3 separate regions of the Mus musculus genome follow, and regions 2 and 3 are each linked to region 1. A link is a contact called in ENCODE Hi-C or POLR2A ChIA-PET data. All regions are on one chromosome and are shown on one strand. Each heading gives the region's core, a stretch centred on a gene start or an enhancer-like site at or near the end of the contact. The rest is flanking DNA. Distances are from core to core; before and after follow the strand shown.

The links. Hi-C counts contacts between places; a loop is a spot of excess contacts on that map. ChIA-PET counts read pairs that join two places held with the same protein, here RNA polymerase II (POLR2A).
Region 2: POLR2A ChIA-PET joins it to region 1 with 18 read pairs in embryonic stem cell. The contact joins the promoter of Prdx1 here to the promoter of Toe1 in region 1. POLR2A ChIA-PET finds 5 or more read pairs at or near these places in 4 of 5 experiments (Patski and embryonic stem cell).
Region 3: a loop to region 1 is called in a map of heart, with 2.5 times the contacts of the local background. The contact joins the promoter of Tesk2 here to the promoter of Toe1 in region 1. A Hi-C loop is called at or near these places in 1 of 37 maps with a recorded cell type or tissue (heart). POLR2A ChIA-PET finds 5 or more read pairs at or near these places in 3 of 5 experiments (Patski and embryonic stem cell).

Annotation. Positions count from the first base shown.
Region 1 is chr4:116,804,868-116,809,557 of GRCm38, forward strand. It overlaps Toe1 (target of EGR1, member 1 (nuclear)), which reads right to left and starts at 2,692. Exons shown (of 8, transcript NM_026654.2): 1 at 2,601-2,692; 2 at 1,750-1,892; 3 at 1,619-1,659; 4 at 1,392-1,488; 5 at 1,118-1,276; 6 at 619-878; 7 at 265-427; 8 at 1-188. The coding sequence starts at 2,652. Mutyh (mutY DNA glycosylase) reads left to right here and starts at 2,867. Exons shown (of 16, transcript NM_133250.2): 1 at 2,867-2,904.
Region 2 is chr4:116,682,754-116,687,443 of GRCm38, forward strand. It overlaps Prdx1 (peroxiredoxin 1), which reads left to right and starts at 2,846. Exons shown (of 6, transcript NM_011034.4): 1 at 2,846-2,907; 2 at 4,654-4,690. The coding sequence starts at 4,665. AV051173 (expressed sequence AV051173) reads right to left here and starts at 3,269. Exons shown (of 3, transcript NR_040442.1): 1 at 3,184-3,269; 2 at 2,892-3,085; 3 at 2,209-2,555.
Region 3 is chr4:116,718,277-116,722,966 of GRCm38, forward strand. Tesk2 (testis-specific kinase 2) reads left to right here and starts at 2,679. Exons shown (of 11, transcript NM_146151.4): 1 at 2,679-2,980.

The DNA of each region.
Region 1 (4,690 bases), core at 1,442-3,941:
GTGGGAGGACCATCTTCAGCTTCCGCAAGGGTCTGTGTCCCTGGTTGGCTCTGTAAAGACCTCTTCCGTTTGTCCTTACGTCGCCGTCTCCGCCGCTTATCTTCTGCCACAGCCTCATCAGTGTCAATTATAAGGTCAATATCGTGTGACTGAGGACACTGTGGTCCCAGAGGACACCAGCCATAGGCCTGGAGGTTGGAAAAGTGTAAGAAGGGGCTCCATACATCAGAGCCTTCCCTCCCCAAGAAATGGACATTTACTCACCGAGAACTTGTCACAGATGCCAGTGGTACGAGAACGACGGCAGGTCCCAGGGGACATACAGCAGCGGTAGTCAATGTGCCCGCTCATGCTAGATGGATAGCTGCAGAATTCCAGGGCAAGATGTGGGCTGCCAGCTGCCCGCTGCTTCCCATTCTCCCGCTCACTGCAACAGCGCAAGAAGGTATTGCTTCACTAGCATATAAGTTCCACCAGAACAGGGGGGGTTGTGTTTTGTTCACTGCTGAATCTTCAGCACCTAAAAACAGTGCCTGGCATATGGTAGGTACTAGATAAATAAGTGAATGAAACAGGCTCATGCCAGGCCCCACCCCTTCCCATCAACCATGTTCTCACCATTTCCGGAAAGCGTATTCTAAGTAGGAAGCTACAAATCGGGCATGGAACTCGGCGGCATATTTGGTGTCATAGATGCCTGCTGGGAACATCTCACACAGGTCAGCAGTGAAGGTCCCCAAGTTCTCAGGCAGGTGCGCGTAGAAATTCTGGTACAGGAACACCAAGTCTATAAGGCCATTATGTAGCACCAGGGGCCGTCGGGCCCGAATCAGTTCAAGGAACAGCGTCCGTACCGACTGGCTCTGGCTCTCATCTCCCTAGGTGGAAGGGGAAGGACAACGATGCCCAGTCAGCACCCAGTCAGCACACTTAACCAGGTTTCCCACTGGGGAAGCACCGCCTCATTATCTAACCCCGCCCTGCCCCTTCCACAAAGGTCTTGTTTCTCGAGCCTTGTCACACACATGTCCCCCACCCCCCACCCCCCAGGCCTATGCAAGCAAGAAATAAACCACACGGGACTCGAACTCAAGGCCAGAGGAAGCTGGAGAGCTACCTTGTCATTGCCCTTATGGTAGGGGATACCCTGGGCGTACTGCCGGTTGAAGTTGAAGCCATGCTGTACCAGGAACTGCACAGACTTCGGTTCTATAACGTACTCCTCTATGCATAGCAGGGTGAGATTGAACACTTGAGCCAAGTAAGAATTTTCACCCTGAAAAACATGAGGATCTACTTTACCAAAAACTGGGAGGAAAAATTTCCACCATTAAGATCTCAACTCTCAGGCCCCATGCCTCCCTCAGACCTGGGATGAAGGTAATTCCTACCTTATCTGGTTGCTGCCTGAAGCAGGCGAGGCCCAGGGACAGGACAGAACGGGTCCTGGCAGCATGACACACGGCCTTGTAACGTTCCTCAATGCACCTTAGAGTTGGGTTTGGGCATGAGTTAGTTTCACAAAGAACCCAAACTACCAGGGCTGGCAGTCCCTAGCTTCTGGGTTGAGACCTACATATTTGTTAGAGCTGGGATCACAGGCAAGGCTTATACTTACTGGTTCAGCAAACTCTTCCTATCCCCGAGCCCACTCAGCTCCTATGGGTGGGTAAAGGAAGTGTGGTTATTTTCCACACCCATCACCAAACACTTCACAGCCACCTGCCCTCCCTTCCTCCCACTCCTCACCGTGTCCACAGCCACAAAGCTAGCTGTCTTTAAGGCTAGCAAGAGTGATGGCCATATCTCCTTGAAGTTGTCACTCTGCACGTCTACCACAGGAACCCGAACCACAAACTCCTCTGCAGGTTGTGTGTTTTTGTTGACACCACCTGGGGATAAGGGCGTTGATGGATTTAGATGGTTTCACAAGGTCCCTGTGGAGCAAACACCAAGCTAGATGTGGGCAAAGGGGTGCCCACTGACAAGCTTTCACTTAAAGATTTTACATCTACCAGCTCTAAACACAAGCTCTGAAATGGGCAGTGCCCTAAATTTGGAAAAAGGGCATCTGTGTCTTTTAGTGCCTTTATGTGGGACTGGGAAATCATTTCTTTTTTGCATCATGATCAGGAGAAAAGTGGACTAGATAACCTTTGAGGATTCTTTATCCTCCAGCCTGTAATCCCAGGACTAGGGAGCATTAGGCTGAAGGACCACGAGTTCAAGGCTAGCCTACAGAGCATGCTCCTATCTCAAACACAAACCGATCCCATAAAGCCACATATACATGATGCCTCAACAGCTACCGGAGTGCTCCAAAGTTAAACCCAAGCTCCACTTACTGTGGACGACTACGCACTCTGGTATTACCGACTGACAACCACCGGCTCCGTCCAAAACACACCACCCATCCCACCTCACTGCTCCACTCTACAACAGTTCGGGTTTTGCAGTTGCACGCGCTGCACACTGGGAGTTGTAGTCTAAGATAGCTGAGGCAAGAAGAACTACAGGCCTGTCTCCGAGCTACCGGGCCGAGGCTTTTCCCTCCCCAGGACCCCTTAGGCTTCTGTGGCCATCCCTGGGGAGCCGCTCACCGTCAGAGGGCGTTGGAACTGGAGGCACATCATCGTCACTGTCCGCGGCCATGACGCCCCTCGCCAGCCTTCTGGAGGTACGCAGAGACTTCCGCTTCGTCTCCAGAAGCGACACGGATCTAGGATGGGGCGGGGTCTCGGCGTCTGGGTCCCGTAGGGTCAACTTCCGTTCCGAGTGGTCGGGCGGGGTGCGGAGCGTGGGCCTTGCGCGCGCTGAGTGTCTATTGGCTGGACGGTCCTACTGACCGAAGCCACGCCCCCTTCGGGGTTTCTTGGGAGCGGCCGGTCGGAGACTGCGCAGGAGGTAATCTGTGCTTTCATTTGTGGTGGCGGGAACGTGGAATCTTAAAATTACAGCCGATCGTTTCACTTACACAAACTCAGGGTTGGCATGGGCAGCGCAGGCTTCTCGGCGCTGGGTTGGGGAAAGAATGCCTCCTGCGCTGAGCTAAAGCAAGCCTAGGAGTTCGGGAGAGAGGGGTGCACGGCCGAGTAAAGGGGTCCTGAGCATGGACACAAGTCCAGAAAGATAAGGAAGTGAGAGGGAAGCGTTCTACAGGACACAGGTAGATAAGTGGTAAAATGACCAGGAACGTTTTAAAGATAATTCACCCAAGTATTAATGTGCACTTGAGTTAAGGTTTTGGTAGGTCTTAATTTGACCTGTAGGTGGTAACAATGTCGGAATTCAGTCCCATCCTAGGAAGTGTTCTCTAGCTCCACCGACCTAGATTTCTCCTTATCTTAAAAGATAAAAGGCTTCAAACTTATCTTTAAAAATTCAGGCTGGGTGGGATGGTGCCTGACAATAATCTCATCCTTCAGGAGGCAGAGGCAGGCGGATCTCTGAGTTCAAGGCCAGCCTGGTGTACTGAGTGAGCTCCAGGGCTGCACAGAGAAACTCTCGTCTCTATAAAACAAAACAAAAAGCAATCTCCACACCTGGAGTGCTGGGTTATAGGTGTGCACAACCACTCTAGTTTGACTTTTTTTTTTTTTTTTTTTTTTGGTTTTTCGAGACAGGGTTTCTCTGTATAGTCCTGGCTGTCCTGGAACTCACTTTGTAGACCAGGCTGGCCTCAAACTCAGAAATCCACCTGCCTCTGCCTCCTGAGTGCTGGGATTAAAGGCGTGCGCCACCACGCCCGGCTAGTTTGACTTTTTAAAAAAGATTTGTAGTGGGCGATGGTGGCGCACGCCTTTAGCCCCAGCACTTTGGGAGGCAGAGGCAGGCGGATTAGGTGGGTTTCTGAGTTCGAGGCCAGCCTGGTCTACAAAGTGAGTTCCAGGACAGCCAGAACTACACAGAGAAACCCGTCTCCAAAAAACAAAAACAAAAAAGGTTTGTTACTATTTTTAATTCCGTGTATGATTTCTGCGTGGGTCCGTGTGTGTGAGTGCAGTCGGATCCCACCCTCCAACACAGATCTCACAGCCCTCTAATCCCCCTGGCCGTAGCCTAGGGCTGATATCACAGCTGGTTTATGAGCAGTCCAATATGGATGCTATGATCAAAACTCATGAGCCCCCACTGTGCAGCCACGTGGGATCCGGGATTGAACCCAGGACTTCATGTTCCCTAGACAGTCACTAACTGACCAACATCTCCACTCAAAAGTTGTGGGATTTTTTTTAACTTTTACTTTGTTTGTTTAATATATATGACTGCTTTCCTGTATATGTGCACAGGGTCCCTGTGTCCGTGTTTATTTGATATATATGAGTATTTTCTTGAATATATGTATGTGCACAGGGAGGGTCCCTGGTGCCCATGAGGCTAGAAGAAGGTGTTGGATCACCTGAAACTGGAGTTTCAGATGATTATGAGGTGCTGGAAATCCAACTAATTATCACTAACCACTGAACTATCTTCTCAACTCCCAGGCTTGTGGTTGGTTGGTTTATTTGTTTGAGATGAAACCAGAGTTCATAGTCATCCAGCTTAGCTTCCAAAATGCTGTTTCATTTAAAGTAGAATAAGAAGACATTGACCAAAAGAATCAAAAGTAAATTTGACATTACACTTGCTATAAAAGCTACAATGGAGAATGCCAGGTATGGTGGTGACAAAAGCCATGAACCTTAGCACT
Region 2 (4,690 bases), core at 1,596-4,095, 120 kb before region 1:
AATAAGGCTCGAGAGAGGTGCAATGGGTACAAGTGCTGGATGAATATGAAGACTTGGCTTTGGATTCCAGCAACATCGGGAGAGAGGGCTGTAGCTGCATAGCTGGCTATAAAACCTCAGGGCTGTGTGGGTCGAGACAGGAGCATCTCCACCAGCTCTGCTTCATGTTCATGCTTCTTTATAGAGACACAACCAACATCTGCCTCTGGTCTCTGCTCAAGTGTACAGGTACATGACTCTGAGAACACACTTGAATATATATACACATGAGCATACACATTTATATCATGCTCATATACACACACACACACACCAAAAAGTAACTGAACAACAACAACAAAAAACTACTGTTGTCAAGAGAATTGATAAATGCATAAAAGGCCAGATGCTCAGGCAGCATGACATAGCATTTCCCCATTTCTATCCTGGTGCAAGAGCCGTGGGAAGTAGTGGGGTTAACTCCTCCACCAACTGGAAATGAATAATGTGAAATAACCTCATGCTGAGAAGGAAAATGAAAGACACTTCTGTAATAAAGGATGATACATACCCAAAACTTCAGATACTCAGCTAGCATGACATAGCTTTTCCCCCATTTTTTTTATCCTATTATGTTACTAATAAGAGTTAAGAGAAGTCTTGAAAATAAAAGTGTCAGAGGTTTGGCATCACGTGCCTTTAATCCCAGCACTTAGGAGGCAGAAACAGTTGATCTATGAGTTTAAGGCCAGCCTGGTCTAAGGAGTGAGGTCCAGGACAGCAAGCACCATACAGAGAAACCCTGTCTCAAAAAACCACACATGCATGCACACACTCACACACAGTCATTGTTCCTTCTATGTGACCTTACAAAAAATATAATCCTACTAAGACTTGTCTTTTCTTGCCTATACAATAGAATAATTCTAACATCTTTCTTCGGGAGTGGGGATGACAATTTGAGGCAGGGTTTATCTGTGTAGCCCTGGCTGTCCTAGAACTCGTTTTGTAGACCAACCTGGTCTCGAACTCAAGAGATTCCACTTGCCTCTGCCTCTCAAGAGCTAGAATTAAAGGCATGCATCAACAAGTCTGGCTAACTCTAGATCTTAACGTACATAACTAGTGTTTGTTAGCATAATACCTAAATTTGATGTGGTGGTAGGTGTTTTGTTCTGTTTTGTTTTTGAGACAAGTATCTCCTTTATTGTCTTGGCGACTCAGCCTCTCGAGTGATAAGATTATAGCCGTGCACCCGTAAACCTGGTCCATAGTACTTAGTTCTTACTGTGTAATAGAGATGTGAACTATCATTTCTGTTGTAACTTTTTCATCTCCCTCACTTAAAGCTCAGAACTGCTTTCAAGGCTATCTATTCAAACCAGGAAAACCAATTCCACTTAATTGCAGAGAGGATAAGCCTGTAGACTCAGATAAGCATTACTTCCTGGAAAGCTGTCCCTGACCTGAGTTTATTGATTAGTCCCTTTAACAGAGTTACCAGCTTTCATTTGTCCCTTGACTTGACCATTATGCCTAAACCTCTACGGCCTAATAAAATCTTCTAACTGTTGTGTTTCCATGTCTGCCCCATCCTTATAGCATGACTTTCTAGAGGGTAAAGTTTGGATTATATCCATCTCTGGGTTCCTAAATCACACAAAGCATGTGATATGAAATGGGAACTCTGAGCTTTGTATCTATCCGGCTTCCCCTCCCCTCCCCCAAGGTCTCTATGTTGTCCTTGCTGTCCTGGAACTTGCTATGTAGACCAGGATGGACTAAAAAACACAGAGGTTCTCTTGCCTCTACCTTCCCAGTGCTGGCCATCAAGCCTGACCCCTCTTTAACTCTCTTGACTTTTTTTTTTTTTTTTTTTTTGGAGGCAGGATTTCTCTGTGTAGCTCTGGCTTTCCTGGAACTCGCATTGAATTGAGACCAGGCTGGCCTCGAACTCAGAGCTCCATTAGTCTCTGCCTCTAGAGTGCTAAGAAGATGTGCCATCACTGCCTGGCTTGGAACAGTGACTTTTAACTCAGGAAATTGACCACAGAGCCCCAGTTTTTAAAACCACAAATCAGTTTAGTGACAGGCTGAGATTCAGAAAGATTTAAGAATAATGCAAGAAATGGGTGTGAAACAGAAAAGCAGTATCCAGTAATCAGAGACCAATGGAGGCTGCCCTCAGTGGTGAGGGTTAATGAGGACCAGACTAGAACAGGAGTTTTGTTTTTGTTCTTAACGATTTATTTCTTTTCATTTTCTGTGCATTGGTGTTTTGCTTGCATGTATGTGTGAGGGTGTTGGATCCTCTAGAACTGGATCTACACAGTTATGAGCTGCCATGTGGGTGCTGGAAATTGAGGCTGGGTCCTCTGGTAGTGCAGCCAGGGCTTATAACGGCTGAGCCAGCTTTTCCAGCCCTAGAATAGGTTTGTGAGGCTGGGGTGCGACTGAGAAATATTTGGGTGCACAGTTTCCCCTGAACGTGGTTTAATTTTAGACGTGGCCTTCCAAGAGCAGTAAAACAGACCCTTCTTCTAGTTTGGGTCTTGATTGCACAGCACACAGTGGTCCTGGGAATAAAGAGAGGCACGGATTACCCGGGTACCCCGATTAAACGAGGAAATGACTCAAAGGGCAGTGCTTTTCTACCTCTGGGAACAGCATCACTGAAAGTGTGAGCGTTTCCCCCTGGAGACCCCCTCCACTCCAGGCCCATCCAGGGAAAGCGCTGAGTCATCCCCCGTAGGCCGGCCAGGGTGGGGCGGGGCTCAGCCAGGTCCCCCTCTTCCCGCACCCCCGGCCCGTGAGAATCTCGCGAGAACTTTGTAGGCTATAAAAGCAGCTCCCCGCGCGCGCTGTCGGGCGACCTCTTCCTGCGTTCTCACGGCTCTTTCTGTTTGTGAGACCTGTGGCTCGACCCTGGTGAGTGTGCGGGTATCGCCGCTGAGAAACGCGGCTCGCGCCCATCACTGGTTCCTTCTCCCTCTGGCCGGTCCCGGCTCGTCCCGGGCGATCACGGGCTGAAGCGGCAGGGCGAGGCCTGGTCCCGCGAGTGCTGGAGCTCTACTCGCATTCTTCACGTGGCGCTTAGTTCCCGGACCTGTTGGAACCCTGAGGCTAACGTTCAGTTTCCTCCTCTCCCGCTCACCGATAGAGGGCGGAGATGGCTTGGTGGGACGAGTTTGTGCTGGAACTTACCGCGCGCACTGGGCTGTGTCGTTGTGTTTTCTGATGTGCTATAGTGGGTGATGGCGTGAGTGGTAGGAACGTAACCTCCAGCGAGCTTGGGGCGTGACCTTCTCCGGCGTTCTAGTCCGATTCCTACGGAGACTTCTCAGCGGCCGGAAGTCGCTTTTCCGGGATTGGTTGAGTTTGGAAATGCTGGGCCACGTTGCAAAGCAAGTTTGATTAAAAGATGGTTTATGTTAGGGGGCACACCAGATAGGTAGTTGCTATGCTGCAGGTGCAGCATGTCCCTGAAAAAAAACAGTTAAAAGTTTTTTAAAGTTTGCGATGAAAGATGCTTTTTTTCTTGGCGTTTCTTTTGGTTATTGGTATTATGAACCAAGAAATTTGGAACTTGGATTCCAACTTGCACTCATACTGAGAGGCGTAAATTTTCTTTTAGATTGTGGGTTTTTTTTTAATGTGTATGTCTACCTGTGTGGTAAACACCCCCCCCCCCCCGAGCTAGTTACAGGTGGTTGTGAACCCATCCTAAGTGGGTGGAGGAATCTGAACCAGGACTTTTCCGGAAAGGAGCAGTGTAGGCTCTTAAATTGTTGCGCCATCGCTGAAGCTCCTAATGTTGTACATCTTAACAATTTATTTGTCTTGGTGTTGACCTGGGTCGATAGTGCAGAAATCGGTTTCTTAGCAGTACATTGACTCTTTTTGTATTTTTCTTAGAGTATCTTGGAAATAGGTTGGCCTCTAATTTGGCTAGCCTTGAACTCCTGAATCTTAAGCTTCTACTTCCCAAGTGTTGAGATTACACATCCCAAGTTTTTTTCTTTTAAACATTTGTGTGTGTGAACCTTGTAGAAGTCGGCTTTCCATCCTTATGGGCATTCTGGAGATGGAACTACGGTCATCAGATAGCAATTACCTTAACCTGCGTAACCTCCCTCATACAGAAATTGAGACAAGTGTTCCCTCGGTTCAGTATCCTCCTCCCTCAGCATGCAGAGTGCTGGGATGATGCTCCACTGTCCCTGGGTTAAACCTAAAGAACGTTTTAAGACACGGTTACTAAATCTAGGTTGGCCTCAAACAAGTTATGCAGAGAAAACTTAAGCTTAAACAGAACACCTAAAGATCTGAAGCAATAAATGCCAGTGTCCTGGCATTGATGTGCTTGGGATTTTTGTGTCTGTTCCATTTCCTTCCCGTTTCTCCCTAATGAATATGCAGAATAAAATGCCATTGCAAAAACTGGCTTAGAAAGGGTGGGAGAGCTGACCTATTTAGACACACTGTGGAGCTGTTAGCAAGTGAAAACAAAGGCTGATTTTTCAGTCTCAATTTTACCCTGGAGTTGGAGCTTTGGGTTGGGACCCTTAACTGTGAGCCTGTGTTCTGATTGAGCTACAGTTAAGTTCCTAGGTAGGTGAAAGCTGTTGCTTATTTAGAAGAATAGGGTTTACTTTTTTTTGTTGTCTTTTCCAGCTGATAGCAAGATGTCTTCAGGAAATGCAAAAATTGG
Region 3 (4,690 bases), core at 1,429-3,928, 87 kb before region 1:
TGCCGGGCAGTGGTGGCACATGCCTTTAATCCCAGCACTAGGGAGGCAGAGGCAGGCGAATTTCTGAGTTCGAGGCCTGCCTGGTCTACAGAGTGAGTTCCAGGACAGCCAGGGCTACACAGAGAAACCCTGTCTTGAAAAAGGACAAAAAAAAAAGACCTTGAGAGAGAGGGAAGGAGAGGAGAGGTTCTTTTTGCTTTTGTTTTATTTATTGTTATTTCATGTGAGTAAGTGCTTTGCTTTGCCTGCATGTGTGTCTGTACCACTGTGCTTGTCTGGTGCCTGCAGAGGCCAGGTGAGAGCACTGGATCCTCTGGAACTGGAGTTAACTAGAATCAGCATATATGTGCTGGGAATCGAACCAGGATCCTCTGCAAAAGCAGTCAGTGCTCTTACCTGCTGAGCCATCTCTTCAGCCCTGTTTTCATTTAGTATGTAGTATGTAGTATGCATTTACTTGGACTGACTCAGAACTCTGTAGCTCAGGTTGGCTTCAAACTTGTTTCCATCCTGCCTGAGTCTCCTGATTGCCAGGATTACAAGTGATACAGTGATATCATACTTAGCTTCAGACCCAGTTTTATTTTATTGATTTATTTTGGTGTGTATATGACAGAATCCTGTGTTGTCCAGGCTTGCTTTAGACTCTTTATATAGCCAAAGGTGGCCTTGTTCCTCCTGTCGCCACACCCCAGGTATTATAGGTATGTAGACCATACCTGGCTTGTTTGTGTACATTCATGCTACCGAGTACATGTTGGGATTAGGAGGCAGCTCTGGTGTTGGTCTTTGCCTCCCACCTTCCAGGAGTGCTGGGATGACAGACTCTTCCTCAGGTTTGCACGGTAACTACTTGAACCCTTGGTGTTGTTGTTTTTCCTCCTTCCTCTATTTAATAGTTTTTATTTTGAGGCCAGGTATCAAGTGTCCCAGGCTGGTCTAGACTCCATATCTAGCTGAGGATGACCTTGAACTCCTGAAATCCTGCCTCCACTTTCTGAATGGTGATTTGATAGGAGTGTGACACCACATCTGGGCGCCGTGCATACTAACACTGCCAAATGGACTGCATCTCCAGCCCCAAATTTAAAAAATTTTTGTTATTTAGATCCACATTTAACACAAGCCTTTTCGCCAAGCCTCTCTCTGTCTTTCACTGGGCAGATAATTTATCTGGCATGGTGGCATTAGCTCCGATTGCTACCAGTAGTATTTATCAACTGTTTGTATCAAGCTCTATGGGAGACACACTTGCAAGGGTGCCAAATCTTTCAACAGAAATGTTAAAGGACAACGGTGGAACAGTGGGTCTGAACTGCCACCAGGTGGCAGCACATAATTTATGTCAGAAAGATCCTGAACAGGCCAAGAGAACTGTGCCTGAGTACCTCCCTTCAGAGATTCTGTGAGCTAATTACTCTTCCTCAAACAATTCCCTGTTTAGGTTATGCTTCTGTTCAAGGATAAATCACACAGCATTTAAAATAAAAAGATAATTTTATTATTTAAACTCCACTCATGTTCAGCCTCTTGCAATTTTATTTCCTACTATACATTTTCATAAACTCAGCTGTCAGTAGCACTACATTCCATTGGTGTTATTATTTTCAGTGCTGGGAATTGAACCCTGGACCACATGGTACATTACCATTGCTTTCTGCCCCTAGTATTTATTTATTTATTTATTTTTTTTTGTTATTCGAGACAGGGTTTCTCTGTGCAGCCCTGGCTGTCTTGGAACTCACTCGGTAGACCAGGCTGGCCTCGAACTCAGAAATCCGCCTGCCTCTGCCTCCTGAGTGCTGGGATTAAAGGCGTGCGCCACCATGCTCGGCTCCTAGACATATTTTAATTATGTCTCACATGCTAAAGATTTCTGAAGGGAGGCCCCTAAACCGTTGGGAGTAAGACCTATATCCCACTGCTCTTATTCTTCTTTAGCAGTCTGTTCAGCTATAAAATTATGAACCCTTGAGATCCATGGCTATGGAAAGTGTGAGGAAATCTGTACCTGATGAACAGTTGGGTAGAATTGTTATTCCCTTCGAAGATCTTTCATATCTCTCCTTTCCATCTAGCTGGTGATACCAATCCTCTAAGCCTTCCCTGAATTCAATCTCTCCCTTTGGCATTTCGTTTAAGTTATACTTACTGCTCTTTCTCAAGTTGTTAGGAATTATGTGCTAATTTTAGCTTGTCAATATACTGCGTTCCTGCAGGACACTGCATTCGATCCAGCAGAACACCTTATTCAAAAGCCGCGCCAGTTTAGTGCTTGTTTAATTGGCTTAATTAATTTACCATTCGCTTCTGTTTGGGGGGGTTTGATTGGTCTCTCTTGTGTCCCGCCCTCTGAGACTCTTTAGACTAGGTTTTCCCCAAGGTGAATTCTCTCCGGTTCCGCTTTTTCAACACACTGTCCCCTCTGTTTTTAACTCCACTCTCTTCCTATTGGTTCCCTTCATCTTCTAAGAGTTGGCGCCGAGCGTTGCTGATTGGCTTTTCTGTACGCCCATTGTGCCCACCCTCGTACCACGTGGCATTCCTAACGTTAATTGGGCAACTCTATTAGCTCGTTTGTCAAAGGTTGACGATTGATTGGCTGCTCTGAGGGAGGCCTGAGGAGGGGGCGGAGCTCACGGGGCCCCGCCCCCAGCCCCCTGCCCCCCAGGCGTTTCAGACACTCACCGGCGGGGAGCCGAGAGTTTCCAGCTGCCTTCTCAGTCCCAGCGGTGATCCGCCTCCGGGCCCCGCCGAGTAGGCGGGGGAAAGCAGCTCAGACCGCAAGGCCATGGCAGTAGCCTCCAGCTCCTGCGCCGCCGCTGGCCCTGAGCAATCTCCGGCTTCTGCCCAAGGGACCCTCACCTCCTCCGCAGGCTAAACAGCCGCGGCCGGGAGCTGCTATGCTCGCTCTGGGCCGCTGCCTCCCTTACCCTCTGGCCGGCGCAGACGCCCCCTCCGCGGCTCAGTTGTGCCTCAGGTAACGTCGGGAGAGTGCCTGGGGACCAAGGCTCGGCATCCCTGCCCTGCGCGCAGCTTGGCTCATGGGTCGCTGAGCACTGGACAATCCGGTGCTGTACTTGAGATTCTCAAAGAAGCGGGGACTGTCTCTTGCCCCTCTCCCCCTTTCCTTCTCAGTTCCCTCCGGGTCCCGGGACAGTCCCCACCTCGTCTCAGGGGTCAAGAACCCATTGGACGTTATACTCAAAAGGGTTGTTTGTGTCTGACCTTCCTCACTTGTGAAGTTGTGGAATCCTTCACGTCCCGTTCCCCTACTGAGTGTGCCTCACTAGTCTCCGAGCCCCCTTCTCCCTCTGAGATCTGGATTCCCTCCGAAACGTGCTCATCTCTCCTAACCACCCTGACTCCTATCCTAAGAGACTTCTCTCCTTTTTATTCACGTTCTTACCCTTCATTTTGAAGAAGACTCTTATCTAAACTACGATTCTGATTTAGTTGGAAATAAAAGCCAGATTAGTCCAATTGAAAAACCTTTTAATTTAAACCTCTGAGAAAAACTTGTTAAAGAATTTGGACTTTATTTGTAGGCATACGGAGCCATTGAAGGTTGTAAGCAGGAGTTTGATATGGATTATCTCTGGAAAATGTGAAAGAAAGATTGAAAGTAAGACCGGAGGGCAGAAGGCCCAGGTAGTCAGGAGGCTGCTGTGTTTTGTGCGTGAGAAGAGGATGAATGGACTGGAATAGTTGTGGAAAATGAAGAGAATGGCATGAAATTCCAAGAATTTTAGAATAGAATTTAGAGGGTTTTTTGCTTTCTGCTTTTCTACATAAGGGCTTTCTCATTGGTTTATGGTATTGGGTTGGTGGTGCTAACAATGTAAAGAAGTAGATCTGAAGAATGATAAGTTGGGTTGTGGACAAGTTCAACCCGAGTTTTTCAAATAGAGGTGGAAAGTTGCTCATAGAACTGATTAAGTTAGGCTCTAAAGACATAAATTGGAATTAAATAGGAATACTTGAAACCTTAGCACCCCCTCGTAGTACTCCAGAAAGCGGAGAATTGGGCTGTGGACAGAGGCAGCATTGCTGAGGATAACAGACACTGAAGAGAGCTAGAACACTGTGGCAGTATCACAGAAGCCAAAGACAGTCTCCAGAAGGGAGGGGGATACCAGGCGCTTCCCAGGTCAAGCAGCAGGAGAGTGTGAAGCCACGAGTCTGGCAATTAGGAAGTGACTTGTTTTCTTTCAAAGGCAGTTTTGATAATCTGGTGGTTGTAATGCAGTGGTCAGCCCACGGATTTAGGAGTAAGTGGAAGGCAGGCGGCAGTGAGCAGCACATCTGCCTTCTTTCTCTCTTTTTCTGCTTGTTTGAGGGTAGGCCAGCCGGGAATTATGCGTGTTATCACACTAGACTGGTCTTATTTTTATTGTGATCAGTTATCTGTAGATAAATCAGCTTTCTCTGGAGGTTGACGGAACTGCGGTGAGTTTCTGACATGAGCGTTATAGCCATGGGAATCATCAGTGGGAAATAGCAAGGGTTTGTTGTTTTTAGGTTTATTTTTATTTTATGTGATGAGTGCTTCTTCTGTTGGTTTGGTTTCAGACAGAATCTCGCAGTGTAGCCCTGACTGATTTGGAACTCACTATGTGGATCATGCTGTATGGTGTGTAAGTGTGTGCCTGTGTGTATGTTTGTGCACATGTGTGAAGGTGCCCTCAGA